Linked DNA regions of Mus musculus: region 1 is linked to region 2. Evidence: chromatin contacts called from ENCODE Hi-C data. All regions are on one chromosome and are shown on one strand. The core of a region is the stretch at or near the end of the contact, and the rest is flanking DNA. Distances in the headings are between cores, read along the strand shown.

Evidence for each region. A loop is a pair of places that touch in the nucleus more often than their neighbours do.
Region 1: a map of T-helper 17 cell shows a loop between it and region 2 (7-fold over the local background). The contact joins the promoter of H2aj here to the promoter of Cdkn1b in region 2. A Hi-C loop is called at or near these places in 3 of 37 maps with a recorded cell type or tissue (Patski and T-helper 17 cell).

Annotation. Positions count from the first base shown.
Region 1 is chr6:136,804,490-136,810,047 of GRCm38, forward strand. It overlaps H2aj (H2J.A histone), which reads left to right and starts at 3,759. Exons shown (of 1, transcript NM_177688.4): 1 at 3,759-5,558. The coding sequence starts at 3,851. The coding sequence ends at 4,240.
Region 2 is chr6:134,919,050-134,924,833 of GRCm38, forward strand. Cdkn1b (cyclin-dependent kinase inhibitor 1B) reads left to right here and starts at 1,352. Exons shown (of 3, transcript NM_009875.4): 1 at 1,352-2,345; 2 at 2,907-3,034; 3 at 5,194-5,784. The coding sequence starts at 1,871. The coding sequence ends at 3,025.

The sequences.
Region 1 (5,558 bases), core at 2,509-5,008, 1.9 Mb after region 2:
GAGCTCTAGACTCCACCCCCTGGCTCTTTGTGCTCTGCTGTCTCCCAAGAACCATAAAACCCTTTCGGTTCCCTCTCCAAATTCCAGGAACCCTAGCACATTTGAAAGTTTAAATAATATAAGGTAACAATCTATTTCTCCTCTTTTTTTTTTTTAGCACAAATAAAAACGGCGCATCATGCTTGTTATCTTCAGTGCACGCTGATTCGGTATTTTCTAAGCAGCATGCTTGTTTTTACACAACTTTAATGTGAAAATGAAAAGAAGCTAGCAATAGAAATCTAGCTTACTAGGTCTTATACCGAAGCAGTTTACATTTTCACGAGAGAGTCTTTTGAGGGGATAGAAGTGTTTTAGTGCCTTTCTTTTGTGGCCACGATAAGAAAATTATGCTAGTTCCCACTTCCTATTTGGTTTCAACTGTTTCTGCAGTGTATGGATTTTCTGCTCCTGCATTGCAAACACATTGGTATTCGCTTTTCAGCCAATTGTTCCTATAGTTACTTAGCTGAACTATTGTAACTTGTCATTTAGATCCGAGGTCCTTGTTGCTTGCGTTTAAAAGAGACCTGGTGACTCACATCTGTAATTTAGGCTCTCCGGAGGCTGAGGCAGGATTGCCAAGAGCTGGGGCCAGCCTAGGCTAGACAGACTCAAATACATTTCCCCTCCTCCCCACTCAAATAGCTTGTAAAGTACCAGAAGTCAAAAGCATGACTCCGAATAACAGGACTGTCCTTAAGTTTGTTTCGTTTTTAAAGACAGCAGGTTTTGGGCTGGAGAGATGGCTCAGTGGTGAAGAGCACTGACTGCTCTTCTGAAGGTCCTGAGTTCAAATTCCAGCAACCACATGGTGGCTCACAACCACCTGTAATGAGAACTGATGCCCTCTTCTGGTGTGTCTGAAGATAGCTACAGTGTACTTACATATAATAAATAAATAAATCTTAAAAAAAAAGAAAAAGGCAGCAGGATAAATGCGTTTAGTTTGTAGTACTTTACAATTCCCATTAGTTCCACAACTCAAACAGCATTTCATTTGTTTGTCCCCTCCCTGTCTCTTAGAGATTGAGCTCTAGGATAGCTGGAGGGGGAAGAAGCCTTAATCATTGAATTTTACCTCATGATTTTAAATCCCTTGCTCTTCAGAATTCTTACCAAAATGAAAGCTGCTGCCAGAATACTTATTCAAATTTGTAAAACTGTGTGTCAACAAACAAACAAACAATCAACAACAACACACACAAAAAAAAGAGAGAAAAGCAAAAAGAAAGCAAAGAGACCTTTCCATAAACATACATTTAAGATGGTTTACAGAAGATATTCTAGAGCTTTCTTCCCCAAAACTGCACCAGAGGTTTCCATACACATTGACTTAGAATATATAACCTATCGAATGCTTAGGAGCATTAGATAGTATATGAAAGTCAGCTGTTAGGTGGTACAGCCAGGATTCTGAGGAAGTTGGCTCCGGGATACCTCCTTGATGGTGGAGTATATTGTTCAGATCCAAAGGTGTATGGGGGACCCCAGCTCCTGGTTAGCTCATTACTGTGCTAGGAAATAAAGATGTACATAGATAGAAGTACATGGGGTTGGTTTTTCTCTGTGTGTGTTTAATATTTTGTATCTTGGGACAGGATCCTATGTAGCTCAGGCTAGGTGGGAACTCTCTCTGTAGCTAACGATGGACAATCTTCGATGGACAATCTTGACTCTCCTGTCCACGCCTCCTTTATACTAAGATCACAGACAGGCCCCACTTCACTTGGTTCTGTGGAGTTTATTTAAATAAAATCGCAATTAGACTAAGGAGAGGGTAAATTTATGATATTTTAATTAAATGGATACAAAAAAACCTACATGACATTTAATCAGCGTTTGACATTACTTAGTTGTGTAATTTCAGAAATGCAGTAAACTGAAGTACCGGAGTGAAACAGTGGAAGAAAAACACTTTAGTTTGTTTCAAATGTCAAGGGCCTATCATATGAATCATAAGAACAAGTTGAGGGATTCTGTTTCCAGTGTCTTGGCCTAAGAGTAATCTAAAGTCTCGATGGAGCACCAAGTGACAACCTCCAGCAGGCAGGCAGGCAGAGGCGAAGGGTCCTCCCCTCTGGAATCCAGTGGTTCTTCTCCGGCTCATACACAGCCCCAGAGCCACGTAATGTTAATATCCTATCAGATTCATCCATGCTATCCACAAGGACTGCATTCCTGCCTAGTCTGTGACTATGGCCTCGAGGCCCTGAGAAGGAAGGGACTGTCCCCAGGAGCAGCAACAGTGTCCAAAGACCAGCCTCATGTGGTATAGGTAGGACAGGCCAAAGAACCAGCTTTTGTCCCAGGCTGGTGGCTGCACACAACTTTAATCCCAGCATTAGGGAGGCAGGCAGATCTCTGAGTTGAAGGCCAGCCTGGTTTTTATAGTGAGTTCCACGGCTGCCAGGGCTACAGGAAGAAAAGTCTCAAAAACTAAAACAAATAGAAAACCTACAAAGCTTCTTTTGCAGCTAGCTCTCCAGGTGGGTGTGTCAAGGAGCAGATGACGAAAGCTCGTTCTAGGAGGGCAGAATTCAGCCAAGGAGCTATGGCTGAGCCGGAATTGCTGTGGCACTCACAAGCACAGACCCTGGAGTCAGATAGTCAGATTTGAAAGTCGCCCCTGGCTATACTGGAGACTAATTTCCATGAGTATGGTATGAGGGAACAGAGGTGCTCTTCTCTGGGCTTCCGGTTTTTGATTGTTTCCAGGTAGTTTCTCTCTTAGGCCAGGCTCAATTCAAGTTCTCCATACTCCTGCATCAGCTGGGTTTATAGGCACTGAACACCATAGTCTGCTTACTGTTGTATTTTATTTAAAAAAAAAAAAAAAAAGCCGGGGACGTTTGGTGGAGGAGCGTTATTGTGCACGTAGGGGGTAGAGGGGGTGCGGCCCATGCTGAGGTACCAGCCACAGGACGGTATAGTAGTTTATTTAGGGCATGAGGTGAGTTGAGGGGGTAGTAGCGAGAGCGAGAGAGAGAGAGAGAGCGAGAGCGAGAGCGAGAGCGAGAGAGAGAGAGAGAGAGAGAAAAGGCCGAGGGGGTGTGCGGGTGGAGGCCGGCCATGAACACGTGGAGAGAGGGGTAGGGGAATGGGAGAGAAGGGACAGAGGGCTAAGAGAGTAAGAAAGCAAGAGAAAAGTGTGGGTGTGTGTGTGGGGGGGGGCAAGCAGCTTCTTTTACAGTGGGTCAGGCACACCTGGCTGCTGCCAGGTAACTGTGGGGCGGAGCCTAGAAGAAATGCCAACACCATCATTTTTATTTTTTGAGATAAGGTCTCACTTCCTAGCTTGGTCTATAACGCACAAAGTAGCCCAGGCTGTCTTTGTATTGGTAATCCTCCTACTTCAGCTCTTTCTCCCTCCAAAAGCTAGGATTACTGATTTGAACCAAGTATGGCTTTGCTTAACTCCCCGTTTTCGCTGCCCTCCCTCCGTTCCTTCCTTATTAGGCTGGTATGGATCTTGGAATATCTACAGCTGACCTTAGGCTCCGGGCAATCTTGTATCGGCTACCCTAGTGCTGGGATTGCAGACTCGAACCACCCAGTTAACTACATCCTGGCAGCCAATCCCAACAAGTTTGAGGATGCCTGTGAACTATGTAAATTAGGACTAGAAATTTGAGCTTTTGATTGGGAGACATCTGGATGGGCGGGGGCTCTGCTTCCGCGAGCTGATTGGGTACGGTACCTGCCTGTCACGGGCGGCAGCGGCTGCAGTTTGGCGAGGCAGTTCCGGGGTGGCGCGCGTCGTCCCGGAACTGAGCGAGCCGGTGTTGGAGTTCCAGGCGCGGGGTCGAGCATGTCCGGGCGAGGCAAGCAGGGCGGTAAGGTGCGCGCCAAGGCCAAGTCGCGCTCGTCGCGCGCGGGCCTGCAGTTCCCCGTGGGCCGCGTTCACCGGCTGCTGCGGAAGGGCAACTACGCGGAGCGCGTGGGCGCGGGAGCGCCCGTGTACCTGGCGGCGGTGCTGGAGTACCTGACGGCCGAGATCCTGGAGCTGGCGGGCAACGCGGCGAGGGACAACAAGAAGACGCGCATCATCCCTCGTCACCTGCAGCTGGCCATCCGCAACGACGAGGAGCTCAACAAGCTGCTGGGCCGTGTGACCATCGCGCAGGGCGGCGTCCTGCCCAATATCCAGGCCGTGCTGCTGCCCAAGAAGACGGAGAGCCAGAAGGTGAAGAGCAAGTGAACCCGACAGACGGGTGCAGAGCCCGCCCGCCACAGTCCGCAGCCAATAAAGTCGGTGAAAAGCGAGTAATCTAGAGAGCTGTGTAGTCGCGGGACCGAGGGGGTGTTGGGTGGGGACGAGTTCCAACTTTGAGCGTGACGCAGGCCACCTGTGTGGCCATGTGCGAGCCGGAGGAACCCAGCGGGTGGATTGGGAGAGCCCCGTCGCATCACCGTGGGCAGGAGAAGCGGACCTAGTGCCCAGAGGCTACTCTGGAATTGGCTTTGCCTAACTCCCCAGTCTTAGGGAAAAGTGGTAGGGAAGGTGTTGCGAGCTGTGAACAAGAAGTTGCCTCGCTTGTCATACATAGGAAGGTTGAGCTATATGTACCCTAGCCATTTGGAAAAGACAGGAACTTGGGATCCTTGGTGGGTGCTAGTTATTTATGGTAGTATTTAAGCTAATAGATGTTACGTATTCGTGATCTGAATGCCAGCCATCTTCACATTGCACACTTGTGTTCAATATTCTTTATAATGAAGTAACTTGTGCAATACGGAAGTGAGTCACGAAGTTTGCGCTCTGGATGGTGTTGCGTAACAGCGGGGCCCTCGGTCTTAAGTAGTGTATGTTTAGCAGCTCCTAAAATGATCTTCTCTTGGTGCTTGCGGTGGTGTTACCCCTCATCCCTGCATTTGGGAAGTAGAACGCCTTTCGTGGCTAGATAGCGAGTTTGTGGCCGTTTCTGAACTACATTAGACCGTGTCTCAAAATATGTTTCTGTCTCCCCTCGAGTTTTAGCTGCATGGCAGCCTCTTATCCAGCACTGATTCTGAGAATCAGCCTGATTTTACTTAAAAGCAAAACCGATTTTTTTTTTTTTTTTTTAGGGGTGACTGTTAGCTTTCCTGGGATCAGGTTTCTTCTTTTCCGTAACTGTTGAGTTGGGTGATGGCGCCTCAAGGAAGGAAAGGGTCGTGTGAGTTAACGTAACGCGGAGAGCCAAACCCCAGGGCCCTGGAAATGCGATTCTTGCCTTGGTCATTCCGTTTCCTGCTCACTCAGTAACCATCATTCTGTTAGCAGGAGCCACAAAACATCCCATGCTACGGAGGTTTCACTCTGGGTTCTTCCCCTCCACCCCCGGGGGGGAGTCAGAGTTCAAGTCTTCCTCTTCATTTGCAGTATTTCCCCTCGAAATTTATTTCATTCCCAGTATTGGTATGACGTCTACACCACGTGCTAGTAACTGAGGGTACAGCTGTGAATGAGGCCAGCTAGGTCTCACTGTCCCGAACACGTGGTCCCCCCCCCATGGTTTCTGAAGACAGCAAAAAGG
Region 2 (5,784 bases), core at 102-2,601:
AGAGGAAGATAGGAAAACCATGCTTCTTTGGGACACTAAACCAGAAATTTAATTTCCTGTAACATGTTTTGTGTTTAGCGCAAACCAAGACTGTTTGGGAATACTAGTGGGCAAAGCCCTTAAAATCTCACTGAACTCTGAGATACGACAGGCCTGGCTATTCTGTTTTAACTTCTGTCACTGTGCTCAGCAGTGATAGAGAAATGTGAAGTTGCCCAAGGAGCTGAAAAAAACCCACCCAACATTACTAGATGTTGGTAATACCGTGGTGGTGGTATTATAAATCACTTGCAAATCTAGTCTTAGATCCTTAGGAAAGTGTTTTCGCCCTTTAACAACCTGCAGCTCTCTAAAAGTATTTGCTTGTATTTGAATATTGTACTGAGTAGGTTGGAAGCAACAGGCTGGTGGGAGAAAAAAGAGAAGGAAGGCACTGTTGTAGTTGGCGTCTGGACTCAGGTGGAGGGAACGGCTTCGCCCGGGAAAGAACATAAGGGTATAAAGGCGAGTTCCCACACGCTATAGCAATGGCTTTCACTGTGCTTAGGAACCAAGAAAATCAGAACTGGCTTTTTCTGATTTCTGTCTGGGACGGCTCTAAAGAGAGGCTTGGGAGAGCACTGGGGGTTTTCAATCTCGAGATCCTACGGTGGAAGCGCTTGGATTCAGAAACACCCTGATAAGAGCGGTCAGTCCTGGCTTCTTTTTGAAACCACCTCCTGGCCTGTCCTACATAGCAGAGACTTCTGGGGTCAGGCTAAGCGGCCGATTCCGCACCCCAGCTAAGGCACCCTGCCGGGTGGGGGTGGGTGGGCTGCCCCAGGCCCTGAGCCAAGGTTTCCTGAATCTCTCGCATACCCTCCTCCATTCCCACCTCGGCGAATGCAGGTGGGCTGAACTAGCCACCGAAGCTCCTAATAAGCCGCCAGCGACCTAGGAGCCCACTGGTCCAGGCCCTAGGTTTCGCGGGCAAAGACCTGGAGGTCGCAGTCGGGAGCGGTGACGCGCCTGCCAGCGCAGCTCTGCAGCGCCGGGACCTAGATCCCCGGGTCCCTGCCTGGCCGCCGCGCTGGCCCCTCCCCAGCTCTCCGGCCGTTTGGCTAGTTTGTTTGTCTTATTTTTAATTTCTCCGGGGCCAGCCAGAGCAGGTTTGTTGGCAGTCGTACACCTCCGAGTAGTCACGCGACCAGCCAATGTCCTGGCGGCGCTACGGGGAGGCGGCGCGCTCGGGAGCGCGGAGAGGCGGCGGCGCCGCGCCCGGGGCCACCTTAAGAGCGCGCTCGCCAGCCTGGGCGGAGCGGCTCCCGGCGCCGAGACCAATGGAGCTCCTCCTCTGTTTAAATAGACTTGCAGTGTCAATCATCTTCTTCTTCGTCAGCCTCCCTTCCACCGCCATATTGGGCAACTAAAAAAGGAGGGGGGCTCGTGCTTTTGGGGTGTTTTCCCCCCTCATCCCTTGTCCCGACTCACTCGCGGCTCCGAGACTCGCGCGGCGGCAAGGTTTGGAGAGGGGCTGCGTTCGCGGGACACACGGGCTCGCCCCAGCCTACGCTCCGACTGTTTGCCACCTCCTCCTGCCTCCTCCCCTCCCTTCCCCGCCCTCCAGTACACTTGATCACTGAAGCCTCGAGCTGCGCGGCGGCTGGGGTGTCCCTGCGCCTCTCTTCCCCAGACCTGCGCGCTACTGCGGCTCGGGCGGTCGCTCGCCTGGCTCTGCTCCATTTGACTGTCTGTGTGCAGTCGCAGAACTTCGAAGAGGGTTTTGCGCTCCATCCGTGGCGTTTCGCTTTTGTTCGGTTTTGTTGTTTATTTCATTTTTTTTTTTCCGGAGAGAGGCGAGGCGGTGGTCCACACCCGCCCGAGGAGGAAGATGTCAAACGTGAGAGTGTCTAACGGGAGCCCGAGCCTGGAGCGGATGGACGCCAGACAAGCGGAGCACCCCAAGCCTTCCGCCTGCAGAAATCTCTTCGGCCCGGTCAATCATGAAGAACTAACCCGGGACTTGGAGAAGCACTGCCGGGATATGGAAGAAGCGAGTCAGCGCAAGTGGAATTTCGACTTTCAGAATCATAAGCCCCTGGAGGGCAGATACGAGTGGCAGGAGGTGGAGAGGGGCAGCTTGCCCGAGTTCTACTACAGGCCCCCGCGCCCCCCCAAGAGCGCCTGCAAGGTGCTGGCGCAGGAGAGCCAGGATGTCAGCGGGAGCCGCCAGGCGGTGCCTTTAATTGGGTCTCAGGCAAACTCTGAGGACCGGCATTTGGTGGACCAAATGCCTGACTCGTCAGACAATCCGGCTGGGTTAGCGGAGCAGTGTCCAGGGATGAGGAAGCGACCTGCTGCAGAAGGTAGTGACTCTTTGGAAAACTTAAAATGTCTGTCTGTCTGTCTGTCTCCGTAAGCGCCCCTTTACTAGACCCTGTTCACTTGCTTTCTCCAGCGTGTTCTGCTTTAGCTCTGGGAAATCGAACTTGTTTGAAGCTTAGGTTTGACATACCCCCTATCCGACTGCTTGCCCTGTTTATGATTTTGAAGTCAGAAGCCGGAGATAGTAAGATGTGATAACTTCCGTAGCCGAACGCATCACAGTTCCTCCCCTCTAGCCAGCTGTAGATACGTGACAAAAGTTCGGATGTTTACCAACTGCCTCCTCCTTGGCTGGGGTGGGGGGGTGGGGGTGGGGATGGGGGTGGGGAAGAGACGTGGGGTGTAGAATACTCCTTGTGTTAGTGGGAACAACCTTATTTTGTGTCCTTAGATGCTACCGGGGATGACGGGTCCAGGGGTCGTGGGTGGAGGTAGTGAGTGGGTTGTTCATCCCTTGGGCCTACTTCTGTCAGCCATTGTTGTCGATAATAAAGATGGTTTGTGTGTGTTCTCTTAAAAATTTCCCCTTGCCCCCCTCTTAGATTCTTCTTCGCAAAACAAAAGGGCCAACAGAACAGAAGAAAATGTTTCAGACGGTTCCCCGAACGCTGGCACTGTGGAGCAGACGCCCAAGAAGCCCGGCCTTCGACGCCAGACGTAAACAGCTCCGGTGGGTTAATGAGGAAGAACACAAAACTGACACCCCATCTGGGCTGCGCTCCCCGGGGGGCCTGCAGACCCCAGGACTGCTGGCAGATTAGTTGCCTGCCAGGAGGAATTACTTTCCTTGATCAAAAAAATTAACACTGGGGAAGGCTGGAATCACTTGAGGGGACTATAATGCAGTATTTGCACCCCAAGATATTTACCTTAAAGTGGAATCAGAATGAGGTTCCCAAGCAAGAACTTGCCACCAAGGCCCCAAAGGATAGGGACGGTCGTATCCTTATGAATCCCACTAAAACTTAGGCTGGGAATGACAGTTTTCCTTTCCAGTCTCAGTTCATGAGAACCCATTTCCCAGAGGTTCGTTTTGAGCCAATAGCCTATTTTGAACCATTTGAACTGTAGAAAAATGGCAAATATATACTTACATGTATGTTCTTAAGAGAAAAACTAGGTACCCATAGTGCACGTTTGATTAGGAGTGTGAATAGAGCTGCCGTGGCTCGAGTTCTTTTTATCTTTTGCTTTTGTTTTGGTTTTTGGTTTTTTGAGATAGGGTTTCTCTGTGTAACAAACAGCTCGGGCTATTCTGGGAATTGCTCTGTAGACCACGCTGGCTTCGAACTCACAGAGATCTGTATTGTCTCTGCCTCCTGAGTGCTGAGATTAGAGGTTGTGTGCCATCACCTCTGGGTACTTTTTTATTTTTTTTTAAAGTTGTGCCTTGTATGCTGGTAAATTTTGGAGAGAAAGGAACTTCATACTTAAAAAAAAAATTAGACTGGAAAGTTCAGAAGTACTAATGCTCCCACAGAATTGATTTTAACCCTGAGGTTACAAAGCAGAAGTTAAATGAACAGCTAGAGGAAGCAGCCTTCCCACACGTCAGCACCGTATGCTAATTTGCTGGAACAGGACGGTTTGGATGTTTATAGGGGAAATGGATAGTAGATGTTAGGACCAACTGAGAAGGTCCAACACAAGTGTGGATTTTTCCATGTGTCAAAAATCTCATCACCCCACTTGCCTAATTAGAGTAACCCAGCCCCTAAATTTACATAGATTGACTATTCATATGCTCTAACTACTTATAATAGTTTATAAGCTCCTTATGAAGAAAACCAGCATTCTCTATTTCTAAAGCCCACTTATAACCCAGCATACAAATAGATCTTAACAGTTTATTATTAACTTTTCAGGTCCTCATTTATTGAAATTTAAAAATAAATGAAGGAATATAGAGATGGCACAGGGTTCCAGCTTGTTGTGTTTATAAATCATAAAGTCATGATATACCTTCTACAGACATAGCATTTTTTCAGAGATGGAAAATGGCCATTAGAGTCACTTTCCATATTATACCCTCTATAAAGTTGTCGAATTGGATGGGAGTTCTTTCTAACTAGCCATCACACCTGTAGCTTTAGTTGCTTTGTGTGGCTTCTGGCCTAGCTTTTCAGATGAGCCGCCTGGATTTTTACCTGGCCTGTTCTGATAAAGAGGCATTTATTAGCCAAGCAACCATAAGACTCTAGTCAAAAGCACTCGTGCAGATATGCTGCATATGAGTAAGAAATTGCAATTTTGTAAACATTCCTCGACTTGGTGGGGAGGAATAATTTTATAATTGCATTTCCAGGTATTTTTCAAGATTACGAAAATATGCTACTCTGATGTGTTATGGTTCCTGAATTTCTTTTCTTTCTCACCCTCTTTGACCCAGATTTTATAGAGCGAGTTTCTCAACCTCTGCACAGTTGACATTTTGAGCCAAATTATTCTTTGTTGTGGTAGGCAGTCCTGTGCATTTTAGAATGTTTGGCATTATCTCTGGCCTCCCCCACAAGATGCCAGTAGCAATCTTCTTCCCGAAGCTGTGACAATCAGAAATGTCTCTTAGACATTTCCAAATGTCCCCTGGGGCATGGGAGGGTTTCACAAAATTGCCCACTTGTTAAGGACCCTGACTCTAATACCACACAAAACAGAACAAAAATCCAGCAAAGATAGGATCGGAGATACCTGTAGTCTTCAGACCTTTAGTGCCTGTATTTATCCATCATTACTGAAGTATTTGTTAACTAAGCTAGCAACAAAATAATTTCTGTACTTTGGCAATGTTACTCTAGTGTCTTCTCCCTAATTCTTTTGTTTCTTTTGCAGAATTAAGAATATTTCCTTGTTTATTAGATACATCACTGCTTTATGAAGCAAGGAAGATATACATGAAAAAATTTAAATACATATCGCTGACTCCATTGAATGGACATCCTGTATAAGCACTGAGAAAGCAAAAACAATAACACTAAAATTTTAGGCACTCTTAAACCATCTGCCTCTAAAAGCATTGGATGTAGCATTGCGCAATTAGGTTGTTCCTTATTTGCTTTGTTGTACTACCTGTGTATATAGTTTTTATCTTTTACTCTGTAGCACATAAACGTTAGGGATGGGAGGGCAGGGTGGGGCTGAGGAGTCAGCATGGGGGTGAAGAACTTGCTTCAATTTGTAGCAAGGAGAAAAATATTTGACTTGCATAAAGAGAAGCAACCTGGGTGGGGGTGGGGGGGGGAAGGGTTTGAATTCCTTTCTTTAAAGATGTAGTGTCCCTTTCGGTAAGAATGGATCCTTTATTTTTAAAATAATCAAAATTTGAATAATTGCTACACATGGTTGCTATTTATTTCTACATGAAGCTTATTCTCACTTGGAGGTTCTGAAGATTCTGTTATAGAGCAAGAAATGGCTTAATTT